Regions from separate parts of the Homo sapiens genome. Here region 1 is linked to region 2. Evidence: chromatin loops called from intact Hi-C (ENCODE). Cell type or tissue: HCT116. All regions are shown on one strand. Each heading gives the region's core, and the rest is flanking DNA. Links, peaks and the distances in the headings are about the cores only. Region 1 overlaps ACAP2 (ArfGAP with coiled-coil, ankyrin repeat and PH domains 2). Region 2 has its middle 54 kb from the start of XXYLT1-AS1.

What was found. Peaks named below come from ENCODE experiments on the same cell type or tissue, not always from the same donor. Only the 100,000 strongest peaks of a DNase experiment are listed, where the experiment ranks them.
Region 1: a loop joins it to region 2, with 7 times the contacts of the local background. A loop is called at or near these places in 1 of 110 quality-filtered maps.

The regions. Positions count from the first base shown.
Region 1 is chr3:195,304,170-195,312,508 of GRCh38, forward strand. It overlaps ACAP2 (ArfGAP with coiled-coil, ankyrin repeat and PH domains 2), which reads right to left. Exons shown (of 23, transcript NM_012287.6): 11 at 4,617-4,668; 12 at 3,054-3,154; 13 at 2,342-2,447. Among named protein-coding and RNA genes, the nearest start is that of XXYLT1, 37 kb to the left of the region's middle. In HCT116, for the core only: no CTCF peak of the experiment used is centred there; no DNase peak of the experiment used is centred there.
Region 2 is chr3:195,035,937-195,044,275 of GRCh38, forward strand. No RefSeq gene overlaps it. Among named protein-coding and RNA genes, the nearest start is that of XXYLT1-AS1, 54 kb to the right of the region's middle. In HCT116, for the core only: no CTCF peak of the experiment used is centred there; DNase peaks (open chromatin) are centred at 1,195 and 5,035.

The DNA.
Region 1 (8,339 bases), core at 16-8,015, 270 kb after region 2:
AAAAAAAAAAAAAAAAAAAAAAAAAACTTCCCTGTAAGTTTAGGATTATTCCGAAATTTTAAGAAAGAAATATTTGTTTTACCAGAATATGTTCGATAATGGGAATTAGCAATTATGTAAGGAAAGAATATCAATATTATATTACAGAAATCATGTTGGTTCATTCCCAAGTTTTCTCTATATGCTAATGTTTTTGCACCAAATTAGAGAACTAAGTACACAAACACAGCAAAACTTGGGTCAGCCACTTCAAGGAACACAGCACTGAATATGACACCAATTCACGAAAGTATTAATAGGAGGAATGATTGTTTAAGCAGGACAGTTCAATCCTACTGTCGCTGCCCCCCATCTCCATGCCACTAGGGGATGACTGCTCTCTACACAAACACAATGACTGGAAGTTATTCTCTGGAGGATTAAAACAGAGTCTCTGAATCGACTTCACCTGAAAGGTGGAAGCCAGAGGATTAAATGAACATATACATACAATATGCTAAGATACCCAGTGCTTAGCTCCCCACCAATCCCTCATAGCTATGCAGGAGATCAATGAGTCTTCTCTGGGAAATCACATCAGCCGAAAAGACTCAAAAAGACCCTGACGATGGTTGTTCCTCAACAAATGGTCCAGACTTAGACAAAGGCCACAGTCAACAAAGTCCTAATTTTGTGCTCAGAGTTTCCAAAGAAGTTTTTAGTGCCTAACACTTATGATGAGATAGCCAAAGGAAGCCTCTAACGCAATAGCTCTCAACATTGGTTGTTTATGGAACTAACCCAGGAAGCTTGTGAAAGTACTGATGCCCAACTCCATTCAAGTGTTCTGGGGTGGTACCTAAGCAATGGGGGTTTTTCAAGCTCCCTGTGTGGTGACATCATAGTATGCAATGATGGTTAAGATCCACAGCTCTAACACTGATTCCACGAAAAAAGAACAGGTCTATATCTGTAAACATTTAGTGAACAAACACAGCTCTTGGAAATTAAGTATGTGCTAGCAGAACTGAAATATTCAATAGAAGACTTGGAAGATTAACTGAGAAGATTTCCCAGAAAGTAGAGCAAAACAACACACACGGACACAAAAATAAGAAAATCATAATACCAATCCAGAAAATACAGAGCAACTGGAGAGGAGAAATACAGCAGGTCATTAATAAGAAAAGCTTCAACATCAACACTGGAAACTAAAAAACAAACAATGCTGTTAAAATTCTCAAGATTATTTCCAATCTTAAAATATCCAACCAAACTACCAATCAAATATGAGGACAGAACCAAGACCTTTTCAGATATGCATGGAATCACAAATGCCTCATTTTCAGGAAGCTACTAGAGAAAGTACTTAAGTTTTCCTTAAGCCAAGAAGGAGAAAGATATGGGATACAGGAAAGAGAAGAAACTCCAGAAATGATTTTGTAAGGAAATCCCAGACTGACAGCCATGCTGCAGGCTTAGGGAGCAACTGGTCCAGATTGGAGAAGTGTGATTCTAGAGACAGACGTATTGAGGGCTATCTTTGCTGACATGCCCTTCGTCAATGTTCCCATCATTTGTACCCAGACAAGTTCACGCAAACGTGGCTACTGATCAAATTCCTACTTTCATCTCTAAGCCTTTCTGCTTGGATCAAGTTAGTCGTCCCCCCATAATCCCATGCCTGAAAAGGTTCTGCTTTGATCTATGATCTATATTTGGGAGCTGGAAGTTGGCCACGGTAAGTTTTGGAATACAATTTAGAGAGCAGTCGATCCCCCTAACCATACTCCCAACAATTATCTATCACTAAGCCTATGCCACAGTCTTGCCAGATGACCCAAAAGTGCTGAGTTCCATTTCTCAGGACCCATTTACTCACTCACTGCGTTGCCCAAAAGACTTTCTTGGTAAGCTCTTTGAGAAACTGAGGCCAGACTATGACCTAAGTTCCCACATTCACCTTATATTTTTAAGGGGCCTTCACCTAAGAGACAATATTATGCTTCCCTTTTTTGCTTTCATTCAGTTTTAAACACCTTTCATGATCATTATTTTATTTTATAATTAACTAAAATGGCACAATACTTTTGGGGAAAAACACTAACAGGGAAATACCTTATTCCGATCTGGTTCATATATTCAAATATTAAACATAGATTCACAAATACTGAAATAAAATGGTAAGTGAAATAAAGAGAAATAAACAAAAAAGAAATTAAATCCAGATTTTAAAAATAAAACTCAATTACATAAAATCATCTTCCATAACAAACGATGCTACATACAGTCATATAACGTTGCAACTAAAATCAAGAATTTTGGCAATATATTATCTGGTATTGCTAATACCTCTACTAACCTCTGATTCATCACCCTTCTCTCTATAAGCAGTAGCAATACTGGTCTGAACAGCCTTAATCCATGCCTGGCGCAGCTTTTCGGAATCTGCCTGGAGCATGCAACTTCTAAAAGGAAATAACATATTGTTTTCTCAGACACTAAGTTAATGCCAAAAACACCCTATAAGCTTTATATTTTTTCCACTTTGCTATTTAATAATTTTCTAGCCAAAAATATATATAATTTGTTGAAAGAAGGTTTTATTTCATGTATCTTTAGGGCAAAGTATGTTAACGAAGAAATTAAGGTGCCAATGAAACAAATTATCTCTTAAAAACAAATAACCCATCACTGAATATTTAAAAAAAAAAAAAACCACTTAAATTTACCATATAAATATAGAAACACTCATTTTTTTTTCTACTGGGTACAAACATAAAATGATAGTTATCAAAGAAACTCATATGATTTCAATTCATCATAATAGCTAAAACTTTCATATGAGCCCATAAATCACCTTTATGGAATTTAAAGAATAGGATAAATGGTAGAAGTTACATAAATACCTGACTATAATATCTGTAACCATTAATTATTGAAAATTATTTTTAAAACTTTTTTTTCTCTTTAGCACAGATACAGACAAATGCAAATTTCTCTACTCTGGAAAGTTATTTAAGACAAACTATAAAAACATAAAAGCAAATCACAGATCCTTTAGAACCACTTACTTTGTTGGCGAGACCACCTCAAAGCAGAATCGTCGCTCTATGTCTTCACAATGTTTCACTGTGCAAAGCCTGAGGTCTTCAACTACCACAGTCGGATTATCCTATAGTGAGGAAACCAAATTTCCATATTTTTCCACTTAGGTTTTAATACTACCAATAATGAAATACTTAAAAATATTACTTGGCATAACTGGTCTAATTTTCAAGATTTATATTTTATTTTAGAAACAGGGGTTATCAATATAGACATAAAAGTAATTTTGTCCTGTTAATAACTGTATCTACCTCATAAATTATATAGAGATTAAATGAAATTGTTTACATATAAAGAGACTGGTCCAACACTTGATACTTAGTAGATGCTCAATAAATGTTAATGTTCTGTGGCTTTTCTTCCATTTTCTTTTATATTCACTCTCCTGGTCCCCACTCACATATAATAAAAGCTACTTTCCTCCAAAAGAGAAGCTTTTATTCAGTCAAGTTTTAAATACCTCAAAGAAAGCTATAACTTCTTAAAATACCTAGGAGAATCAGAAAGATTTTATCACTTTCTACTGTTTAATAAAAATATAAATTCAAAACCAAGTTTATCAGAATAGAAGAAACCATGAACTAATAATTAGCTGATTAAAGGGCTTCTGTCATACAAACCTGCTACCATAGAACCAAGCAAGTAAAATTTCATATTGTGTCATCTCAAGAGTAGAGATTTGAAATCTGCAGTTTACAGAATATCATTCATAAAAAGTAACTAGGTGAAAAGCAAGTTATCCATTAACTAATGATTTATTCTTTTGTTTCTAGTTATTTTAATATTCTCAACTCACATGTAATCCCAATATGTCTTTCCCATAAATAAAACTTCCTCATCCTTAAAATAAGGTTCAGGAAAACAAACATATAAAACGATATTAACAAATTTAAGGGGTTCTATTTAAATTACTTTCAGCTTACATTTTAATTAATGTAATTTTTAACCATTCTGTCCTATAACCTTTGGCCCTATTGTGACATTATTTAAAAGGCACCCTCTCTTTCATCTTCAAAATAGTGCTATGGAATGGCAGTGTTATTTCTGTCATGGACTAGACAAAGATACATATAAAGAAATAAAAGTATGTTGTATATTTCAAAACAGCTAGGAGAAGAGATTTGTAATGTTCCTAAGACAAAAATGTTTGAGGTGATGGATACCCCAGTTACCCTGATTTGATCATCACACGTTGTATACAAGTATCAAAATAGCACATGTACCACAAAAGTATGTACAACTAATATATACCATTTAAAAGCTATCAAAACATTTTAAACAATCCTGTGACCCAGAAAAATCCATCTCAAAGCAAGGAATTAAGAACTCAGGATTCAAATCACTTTGCTTTTAAGAATTAAATGTTGATATTTTCCACCCTAGAGTCCTCTTATACCTGCTCAAACATAAAACTAATAAATAATTACATTAATTTTACACAAATGAGTATGTATAGACTTCAATGTTTACCAAAACAGATAAATAACTGAAACTGGTAACTCACTGGGGTTTCATTTATTAACACCTACCTTAAATTTTTTCTGGTAAACCAACTGATTATTCTGTATTGAAAACCAGCGCCTACAGAAACACAAAATAGATTAAGTTTTCATAAACATAATTTATTTCCATTGTTGTTAGAAATGAAATATTTGAGAAAGCACTGGAAATCACATTGTGTTAATTATGTTTTGAGAAGTCCACTGTATTATTTTGCTTTATATAAACTGATTCTAACATGGGAAAACTACTGAAAGAACAAACATTTTAAAACCACAGGTTAGGAAAATTAAAGTACTACATTTTGATTAATTTCATGTCATAAATTTACATCCTAACAAAAGCAGTTATCCTGTATGCTATCACCAAATAATAACTGTTTTAAAGTACAAATTTACAGCTTTTGAGGTTCCTCAAAAATAACTGAACTCTTTCCCAAGAAATAATTGCTTTTCTCATAAAGTTGGCATAAATGTATATCGTGAATAAAAGTATCCACTTGTGGCCAGGCACGGTGGCTCACGCCTGTAATCCCAGCACTTCGGGAGGCCAAAGTGAGTGGATCACCTGAGGTCGTCAGGAGTTCGAGACCAGCCTGACCAACATGGTGAAACCTAGCCTCTAATAAAATATACAAAAATTAGCTGGGCATGGCAGCAGGTGCCTGTAATCCCAGCTACTCAGGAGGCTGAGGCAGGAGAACCACTTGAACCCGGGAGGCAGAGGTTGCAGTGAGCCGAGATCACGCCATTGCACTTCAGCCTGGGCGACCGAGCAAGACTCCGTCTCAAAAAAAAAAAAAAAGTATCCACTTGTATACAGAAAAACATTGAAATAAATTGTGCTTTATTTTCAACTTTTCAGCAGATAATTCAGTAAGAGTTTGATTTGATAAGCAAAACAGAAAACTAATCATGTCAGAACCGACATCTAACAAGAGACAATCACAAATTAGCTTGGCCTTACTTTCATATAAAATACTCCTAAGTAAAATAATCAAAGTTATTACTACAAATGATTCACTCAACTATTTATATGGTTCTGCTCATTACTGTAAATTATTAGACAAACAATTTACTTACGATCTTTTTTAGAAGAAAAATCTATGCTATGTATTACATATTTACTAATTCTAATTTATTAAAACAATAAAAGACCTAAAGGCATAAAAAAAATTCACAGCCAAAAGCCATTCAGAAAAGAAAGCAAAACTTCTTATCAAGCATGAAAGGTAAAACAGTATTTGAATCATTATTTTAAAATTAGTTTCATGTGAGATGATTTCTATTGTAACATTAGTTATTAATCAATTAGCAGATATTCTACCTTTTCATTGATACTAATATGAAGCATTAGAAATTGTATTTAGAATTTCTATTTTTAAAAATTAAGTTAATTATCCAAAGCTGTTCTCATGTCATGACTAGAAGATGCTTTTCCACTTTTAAGCCATTTACTAGACAGACTTAGGTTTTCTTGTCACTTAAAGAGGAATCGCCTTTACCATTAAAAAAGACATTTGTTAAATAAGCATCTAGATAAAATGAGCTGGGTTGCCTCTAAATGCAAATCATCAAGAGGTAGGCTAGAAAAGGAAGAACTTCTGGGTTTCTTTACTTTGGGACAGATAGTTGGTTAGAAATGTTAAGGAAATACCTACAAACAAACAAAATGGTGCAACCCTGCCACATGGGATGACATGCAATGGAAACAATCTCTGATACTGATGAAAGCGTTTGTGTAAAAATCATTTGAAGTAGGGTGAACTGTAGTCATACAAAATCATTTGTTTTATATCATAGTAAATTCTGTAATTTGATGAAAGCTACGAAGAGTTTTACTGAACAACAAATTATGTAAACTTTTCACGCTTCTGAGGTCTTCAAAAAATTAACTTCTCTTGACCAGCTGCATCTTAGGACAATATCTTCTAAAAATAGTATTAAAACTTATGTTGTTGTCAAAGAGCTAACCCTCTGATTATTAACCTAAGGATCATATGTATTTCTGAAACCCAGTTCCTCTGCCATCGATCTGCTTCTGAATGACGTTTTCATAACATCGATTTTTATAAACTGAGGAAAGAAAATATAAACTCTTAATTTTACATCTCTTAAGGAAAAACGTCATATATCCTAGGTAGAAAACATTTTTTCAATTATTATACTAAGATTTGTGTGTCTTACAACACTATCACTCCTCCATTGCTATTATAAATTAAAAAAACTAGTAACATTGACCAAAACTTTAATCAGTTAAGTAAAAGGGAATATAATTTTTAATTATTTCTATAGAATAATCCTAGTTGTTATTAACATTTCATTGTGGTTTTTTTGTTTTTTTTTTGTTTTTTTTTTTGAAGCAGAGTCTCACTCTGTCACCCAAGCTGGAGTGCAGGGGTGCGATCTTGGCTCACTGAAACTTCCACTTCCTGGGTTCAAGCGATCCTGGTACCTTAACCTCCCAAGTGGCTGGGGTTACAGACACACGCCACCACACCCTGCTAATTTTTGTATTTTTAGTAGAGACGAGGTTTTACCATGTTGGCCAGGCTGGTCTCTAACTCCTGGTCTCAAGCGATCCACCCACCTTGGCCTCCCAAAGTGCTGGGACTACAGGCGTGAGCCACCACGCCCGGCCCTAGTTGTTACTAACATTTCTAAGAAAAGGAAAAGTAAGACTTAAAAACAGCTCATGGACTGTGAAATATAGAAAAAATACTTAACTTTGGATTCAGAAACTGACCACAAAGCCAAAATACAAGACAGTTTTCTGTTTTGTTTTTTGTTTTTGTTTTTGAGATGGAGTCTCACTCTGTTGCCCAGGTTGGAGTGCAATGGCACGATCTCGGCTCACTGCAACCTCCGCCTCCTGAGTTCAAGCGATTCTCCTGCCTCAGTCTCCTGAGTAGCTGGGATTACAGGCATGCACCACCACGCCCAGCTAATTTTTGTATTTTTAGTAGAGACGGGGTTTCGCCATGTTGGCCAAGCTGGTCTTGAACTCCTGACCTCAAGTGATCCACCCGCCTCAGCCTCCCAAAGTGCTGGGATTACAGGCATGAGCCACCGCGCCCTGCCAAGACAGTTTTTAAAATAGAAAAATTTCTTGCTTCATTAAGAAAAATAAGGTATCACTTTGTATCTCAAATTGAAATAACTCAATATAATACACATTTTATTAAATTCTAAATATTATACTTTAAAATATATTTGTTGTAAATATTAAATTTATAAATTATTAAATATTATTAATATTAACATACTAATTAGAGCTTCCAAATGACAAAATTTGGGCAGGAAAAGAAAAAATACATAAACAAAAAATTCGAGTTATCTTTTACCATGTTTGATCACTAGTCCCAGACTGCTCTTGTAATCAAGAACATGAGTAAAAGTCAAACTTCTAAATCTGTAGAAACGTTATCACTAGAACTATACAGATGATGGGTTTATTTACACATTCATGTAAGTGCCAAATAGGTAAACAACTGGTAAAAATTAAAAGCCTGAACATGAATGCTCCTTTACTTCAATTTATTTTTATACAGAGAAAATAAATGGCAAAACAAAAAAAGGTAACGAACTGACAATGTATTCTTTCAACATAATCAATATGGTTTTACCAAAAGGACTAATCCTAGTTACTGCTCAAATTTTTAAAAAGAGTTTACTAGCTTATTTCCCTCTATATTTTTATTTGTTTAGACATATATGTAATTTTTTTTAGAGACAGGGCCTCACTCTGTCACT
Region 2 (8,339 bases), core at 79-8,078:
AGCACTGTCTGCAGAGCCCCTCGAATCCAGCTCCACATCTGGTTCTCGGGGGCGCAGGGCTGCCCGTGCAGGATTATCGACCCTGTTTTCAGGGAACAGGAAACTGAGGCCAAGCGAGGGGTCCTGAGCCGCCCAAGGTCAGAGAGGTGGTGAGGGGGAGAGATGCAACAGGGGGGTCCCCAGAGTAAGGGCGGGCAGGGCGGATGCCTGTGCTGAGATGTGGCGCCGAGGCCTTACGAGCACCCACTGAAGGTCTGTTCAGTCACCCCAAGAATGTCTGGAGCCCGAGTATCATCTGGCAGCCACCCTGGAGAAGGAACCAAGAACGCGGGGGGAGTCGGAAAGGGGGGCCCACCGAGGGGAGAAAGGGGTCGGCGCCGCTGTTCGGGCTGGTTGCTTTCTGGGCTCCTGAGCCCGGTGCTGTCCCACCCTCCGGGAAAGTCTAAAGCAAGAGGTGCCACCGCCCTCCGTGTCCTGCAGGCTGAGGAGCAGTGACGCTATTCAGCAAGATGAGAAACACGGGCAGGAGGTAAGAACTGAGATCTCCTTCCTGTCGGCATCTGACGGGAGGAGGCATGTGAATCCCAGGAGAAAACAAAACCTAGAAAGCGGCTGAGCCAGGAGACCCCTGGGCGGTGGGCTTAGCAAGGGGCAGGGGTTACCCACAGTCCTCCCTAGCACCTCGTCCCCATCCTCTGCCTTCACACCTGGGACTCTCTTCCATGCTGGGGGAAACCTTCAGATGAATTGATTCTCGCTGAGGTTGTGCAGACCCCAGTGCACAGCCCCCAACCACAACCCCTTCCCTCCTGGCAGAGCTCGCTCTGGAGCAGCTGGAGGTCCAGCTTGATGTTTTCCCAGGACAGTCAGAAATCAGACCCAGCCAGCCCACCCCCCTGCAGGTCCACTCTTTGAATACCAGATGGCGGGGGCAGGGGAAGTCTCCTTAAAGCAAAAAGGAATAAAATTTGGAGACACAGTTTGCGGGGAACCAGAGGCCCACTCGGCTGTGGCAGCCACTGCTTGTTAGTCCTGATCTTTGTTCCCCGCTCTTCCATAGGATATTAAGCCGAGCACATAGATACTCAGAATAAAGACTGCATTTCCCAGCATCTCTTGCAGCAGATATGGCCACATGTCTAGGATCTAGTCAACAGGTAAATGCAACATTAGGGACTTTTCTTACAGGAAGTGGTCATACCCTTTCCTTCCTTCCTGGTGGCTGGAATACAGGCGTAATGGCTGGAACTGAAACAGCCATTTTTGATCATGAAGTAATCTTGGGAATTAAGCCAAGTTTAGAGAAGAAACAAGACAGAAGCATACTGTGTGTCCCTGACCCCACGGAGCTGCCACACTGGCCTAGCCCACCGACATTTTGAAAGTTTTATGGAAAAAAAATAGCTTTATAGTTTAAGTTGTTTGTTATTTGGGACAAAGTCAATATGAAATAACACACCTTTTTTTTGTTGTTTGAAGTAAACTTTTGTTAGTTTTTTAAATAATTTTTATTTGTATTTCAATAGTTTGGGGGGGTAAAGGTGGTTTTGGGTTACATGGGTAAGTTCTTTAGTGGTGATTTCTGAGATTCTGGTGCACCCATCACCCAAGCAGTGTACACTGTACCCAATATATAGTCTTTTATCCCTCATCCCCTCTCAACCTTCCCCTACCCCAGCCCCAGAGTCGATTTTATCATTCTTATGCCTTTGCATCCTCACTGCTTAGCTCCCGCTTATAAGTGAGAACATATGATGTTTGGTTTTCCTGAATCACTTCACTTAGAATAATGGTCTTCAACTCCATCCAGGCTGCTGTGAATGCCATTATTTCATTCCTTTTTATGGCTGTGTAGTATTCCATGGTGTATAAATACCTTATCCACTCATTGGTTGATGGGCACTTAGGTTGGTTCCATATCTTTGCAGTTGTGAATTGTGCTGCTCCAAATGTGTGTGCATGTGTCTTTTTCATATAATGACTTCTTTTCCTCTGGATAGATACCCAGTAGTGGGATTGCTGGATTTAATGATCGTTCTACTTTTAGTTCTTTAAGTAATCTCCATCTGTTTTCCATAGTGGTTGTACTAGTTTACTTTCCCACCAGCTGTGTGAAAGTGCTCCCTTTTCACCGCATCCATGCCAACATCTGTTGTTTTTTGATTTTTAATTATGGCCATTCTTGCAGGAGTAAGGTGATATCTCAAAGTGGTTGAAATTTGCATTTCCCTGATGATGATTAGTGATGTTGAGCATTTTTTCATATGATGGAGGCTGTTTGTATATCTTCTTTTGAGAATCGTCTATTCATGTCCTTTGTCCCCTTTTGCATGGGATTGTTTGTTTGTTTTTTTCTCGCCGATTTGTTTGAGTTCCTTGTAGATCCTGGATATTACCTTTGTCGGATGCATAGTTTGCAAGCATTTTCTCCTCCTCTGGGGTTGTCTGTTTACTGTGCTGATTATTTATCTTGCTGTGCAGAAGCTTTTTAGTTTAATTAGATCCCATTTATTTATTTACTTTTGTTGTTGTTGCATTTGCTTTTGGGTTCTTAATCATGAATTATTCGCCTAAGCCAATGTCTAGAAGAGTTTATCCAAGGTTATTAGAGGTTTTTAGAATTTTTATGGTTTCAGGCTTAGATTTAAGTCTTTAATCCATCTTGAGTTGATTTTTATATAAAGTGAGAGATGAGGATCCAGTTTCATTTTTCTACATGTGGCTTGCCAGTTTTCAAAGATCAGAGCAGAACACACCATTTTTAAAGGAACAAATCCAATCTCCTCCAAGAAACATGCCCAGAGCTCTCCAGGTCAACACAACCTTTCCCACACCTCCACGGCCATCAGAGCATTGGTCACTGGGTGCAGCAAAGCACAGTTGGAGTGCTTCTGCTTGCAGAGTTCTTTCACATGCAGTATTTTATTCATTTTCAGAACAGTCCAAAGTAGGTATTATTGTCAGCATATAATAAAGGTAGGGGCTGGGCATGGTGGCTCACGCCCATAATCCCAGCACTTTGGGAGGTCAAGGCAAGAGGATGGCTTGAGCCCAGGAGTTTGAGACCAGCCTGGGCAACACAGTGAGACTTCATCTCTACAAAAAAAATAAACAGAATTAGCCAGGTGTGGTGGCATGTATCTGTAGTCCCAGCTACACAGGAGGCTGAGATGGGAGGATTGCTTGAGCCCAGGAGGTTGGGGCTGCAGTGAACCAATTGTGCCACTGCCTGGGAGACAGAGCGAGACCCTGTCCCCCCAAATTATAATATAATAAAAAGCTAGGTACACATTGCCAAGTAACGACATGGTAGCGCGAGTGGTGACTGGTTTTCTGGTCTGGAACACTCTTCAGCTTGAATCTAAACGATGAATGCCCGGTTCCATCTCCCTTCCTGCCCTGTGAGCTGGGCGGGCTCATCTTAGGCTCAATGGGGCCTGATTCAGCTTTGATTCCTCAGGGCTGCGGGCCCCACCCACAGCAGGTGCTATGTAAATTTGTGCTGAATTGATTTGCTGTAACTGCAGCAAGGATTGATTTCTTCTAAGCTGCATTTCTTGGTTTGATATTCTCTTAAAAAGAGAAAAACTGCAAGGAAAGAAAAAAGCTGTCCTTTCAGCTGAACCCTTGGCCTGCAGGTAGCCAGGGCTTGGCAGTGTAGGAGGGATTGATCTGGAGGCCTCAGAGACTGAGCAGTGTGGGAGGGAGTGCTCTGGAGGCCTCAGAGACTGCAACAAACTGCTGAGAACCCAGAGCTGTGGCCACAGGAGGTTAAGTGTGGAAGGGACCCTGCAGCCAGGAAGAGCCTCTGAAGCTGGGGGCTCAGAGGTCCAGAGGATTCCACCAGCCCCACTCAGTGGTAGGGGAGACATGAAGAGCTTCAGGGAGGCCAAGAGAAGAGCTGGTTTCATAGCCAGGCTGTTTTGCAAATGTCACTTCATTGAATCTCACAGCATTTCTCTGGGGTTGGATGGCAGGCAACGCCATTTTTTTGATGGGGGATGGGGGATGGGGGATGGGGAACCGAAGAAGGAGAATTACAATGAATTCTTGCCTCCTAGCTATGAGAAAAAGCCACTGCCCCAGATGTACAATGCCCCGTGGGGAGACAGTGACCTGCCGAGTCTAACTCAGGAAAGAATTAGCTGTCCTCACCCCCACATTCACCCAGCGGCTCTGCACTGGTTTCAAAGGCCACCAAGTTCACGCCACACAACAGTTCTTCAAGGACCGAGGCAGACATTGCCCCTTTCGACGGAAGAGGAGCCTGAAACCCAGAGAGGGGAAGTGACTTGCCCAAGGTCACGCGGTGCCAAAGCTAGAGCCCGATGTCCCTCCTCCCACTGCCTGCAGCTCCTAGGTTGACAGTTGATCGTGTGCTTGCCAGTCTGCAAACCCCTCATGCTGCCTTTCACTGTGCCCAGAACGGGAGCCACAGTGGGGAGGAGAGGGTGGTGACAAGCTGAGCCCAAGCCAGCTATTGGAGAGTCCATGCCCCAGGAGTATCTCAGGATCACGGACTGCTAGAGCCAGAAGGACCTTGCAGAAAGTGAGGACACTGAGGCCTCAGAGGGGAGGGGACTTGCCCAAGGCCACACAGACAATGCCCTTTCTCATTGTTATGACAAAGAAACAACCAAACGGTGAGAAGGGGTGTTGTCTGCCCTTGCCCGTTTCCACACACAAGTGGAACCTGGAGTTCTGACCCCTCTTCCGCTCCTCCTGGTGACAGGGGCTCCCTCAGGAACCTGGCTTCTCTGGAGAGGCAGAGCTGTTCTTGGCTACCGAAGCACTCTCCCCTGCCCCCAGAAGTCCTTACTGTCTTTCAAGACCCCATTCAAATGCTACTTCTCTCAAGGATGACAACCCTCCCCCTGCATCCCCGCCCTGTCCCCTCCAACACCTGTGTCACCCGGCCTGCACCTCTCACGGCCCCCTCCCTGGAGTCACGTGTGGTCGCTGACTCATGACTTTGGTGCTTCCCAGGGCATAATCTCCAGGCACAGCCCATGCCCAGGCTCCCCAGGTTCCTGGGGGTATGAGAGACAGACATCAAAGGAGTTCCTGATGGAATGAGGTTAGCTGTGGCTGTGAGAAGCTGGGCTAGAGGACTCTGCAGGTGCCAAGTGCCTGTGGTCACGTGCTCTGGGCCTTGGGTGGCAGTTCCTGAGAGGGTGGCTTGTGAACAGCAGGTCTCGAAGGCTGGAGGAGTGGGCAGCTCCCGGCCAGGCCTTGGCCTAAGGGTTTTCCTGAGTTTAGGGCAAAGGTCCATGAAACAGCTGCTGGGCCAGCCTTCTGGTGACTGGAGCCACAGCCCTTTAAGAAACCTGTTAGTGGGGAACCCTTCAGGGGCTCCAAGTAAAGCCCCCCGCCCCCATTCTCTGGAGGAGAGGTGCCAAGCCAGGTCCCGTCATCCCCAGAAGGGCCTGAGAGGCTCCGGCTGGGGCGGCTGCCCTGGCATCTGCCCCAGGGGGCATGGGCTCAGCCCCAGCAGCCAGCACTCCATTCTGGTCACTGAGCCATGTAACATCCTCCCCAAACCCCACCGTCCCCTGGGTTCCCACCTGCCTACTGTTCTTGACAGATACATATGTATGTTATTTATTTATTTAATTATTTATTTTTGAGACGGAGTTTTGCTCTGTCGCCCAGGCTGGAGTGCAGTGGTACAATCTCGGCTCACTGCAACTTCTTCCTCTCAGGCTCAAGCGATTCCCCTGCCTCAGCCTCCCAAGTAGCTGGGATTACAGGCGCCCACCACCACACCCAGCTAATTTTTGTATTTTAGTAGAGACAGAGTTTCACCATGTTGGCCAGGCTGGTCTCGACTTCCTGACCTCAAGTGATCCGCCTGCCTTGGCCTCCCAAAGTGCTGGGATTACAGGCGTGAGCCACCGCGCCCGGCCTGTATGTTCTTTAAATAAAGAACAGAATAAACCCCAGCGTGAGTAATCTTCAAACTAATGAGAATCATTAAGTCAAGATGAGCATTTTCCCCTCATGTGCCTTAAGTCACTCTCCAGATGAGGGACAGCCAGCTGGCAGCTCAGCTAAAGGGACATGCAGGCTGGAGAGCAAACACCGTGGCCGGGACTGGCTCGGGCCCTGGCTTCTCAGCCCACCCTCTCAGTCGTTCTCTGCCCTCCCAATCCCGTCTAAGTGTCAGTTTTGAGGGATGTGGAAACGCGTGAAACACACCTCCATGCATATGAAAAAGAATGTTTATGACTCTTCTATTGACTTCAGCCCCTCCAAGACAGCCCTCGGGACTCCAGCAGCTGGGGGACTGGATTCCTTCCTCAAAGACAGCCCTTGGGACTTCAGCAGCTAGGGGACTGGATTCCTTCCTCAAAGACAGCCCTTGGGACTCCAGCAGCTAGGGGACTGGATTCCTTCCTCAAAGACAGCCCTCGGGACTCCAGCAGCTAGGGGACTGGATTCCTTCGATTGCCCTTCATCATGTTTCAGTGGGATTCTTGAAGCAGCCTCCTCACTCCACTGTCTCCCTACCCCCACCCTGCTGTCCTCAGAAGCCCCAGAAGCCCACGCTCCTGCAGCCAGAGGGACCATCCAAAGCTTCCATGAGATCTTCTCTCCTCTGCTTCAACCCCCGCCCCCCACCGTGGCTCCCCATCTCCTCAGGCAGTGATGCTCAGCACCCCCATGATGAAACAGCATCACCTGTGAGCTTTAAAAAGACACCCATGCTCAAGCTCCACCCAGACCCCAAAATCAGAATGCAGCGGGGGGCGGGGGGTTGGGGTACAGGGAGGCAGGCATGAACAACTTTTTAAAGCTGCCAGGTAATTCAAATATGCAGCTCAGTTTCAGAGCCATGGGTTTAAAGAGTAAGGGTGGGGAGGGGAATCTCCTTAGAGTGGAATGCTGGTGAGGAAGTAAGTCCGGGCGGAGCCAGGATTTGTAAATCATCACTCAGAGATCACTAATACTGATGCAGGCAGCTCAACAGATGCGAAAACCACTGAGTGAGAAGTTCCTGGGGAGCAGGATCTTCATACAGTCTCAGAGGAAAACCCCACAGATTAATGACAATTTACGAAGGGGAAAGGGCACCTGTACGTTAGGGAACCAAGTTCTAAAACCCAGCATCACCAGCCGTGGGGCTACGCCATGCTCCTCCCACCTGATGCAAGGGCAGGAGACGCCCCCATCCAGGTAGAATTTTTGCCTGTGACGTTCATTCTGAGTCAATGTTCTTCCTCAATCTGAAGAGTGCAGACTGTGGGCCATTCAAAAAAGAGCGGCCCAGGAGGTGGCATTTGAGGGAGGGGCTTCTTCATGGAGCTGCACGTCCTGGGGACTCGGAGGCATCTTGGGGAGGGTACTGGACCTCACAGCGTGTGGGTCAGGAGACACAGGTCAGTTTATTTAAATCTCAGAAGACAGCTCTCTGCTGACCTCAAGGTTACAACTGTTATTATTATCCCAGAGATGCCTTGTCTATCTGAAAAAGGGCCCATCTAGGGTGAGTGAGTGTTAAGGTTGTCCGCTTACAGGTCTGAGCCGGCCTGCCCATCTCTTTGAAATGAGCACAGCCTTAGGACAGGCACGGACTCTGGGCTGGGCTGCCAGACCGGCTCCTCGCCCCTCTCCGTTCCTGTCCCCACAGCCTGACCAGCCAAGTCCACAGGCACCACAGAGCTGTAAATCATGTCCTCCAACCTGCTCGTTGTCCCTGCTGCTGGCTCAGCCAAGGAAGAGGAAATGGGACCTAAATGCTTCCCAAAATCATCCGTATTCCCATCCCCATCCCTCTTCCCCCCAGATTCTGGTGCCCAGGATTTAGCAGAAAAAAATGTGCTGCCCTCCCATGCAAGTCCGCCAGCATTGGCGCCCCCCTCCCCGGCCTTTGTGCCTTAGCTCTCCTTCCTATGTGTACCGCTTCCTCTGCGTGGAAACACCATATGAATGCAATCGATATTTTTCTTACATGGGCAAGGATATCTAGGGATTCCCTGGAATGTCCAAGGACAGATGTGCAGAGACGGGAATGATGATCTAACAGAGCCCCTGTGGAGACCTGCGTAAGTGGCTCTCTCCCCAACCCAGGGAGCCTGCCCTCCCTCTCTGCTTGCATGAGGGAGAGACTGGGTCCCAGGAGATGCAGGGGTGAGGACTCCCCTCTGGAGAGCAGCAGCCTGCTCTGGCAGGGAGAGCACTGGATTGGGAGTCAGGAGCCTTGGGCTCCAGGTTGGGCTTGGCCACTGGCTCACAGAAGGACCCTGAGTGAGTCCCTTCTCTGCTCTGTTTTCTGTGCTGGCAAGGGAAGAAGGTGGAGCGGCAGGGTCATCCCTAGGTCCCCTCTGGCTGTCAATCCA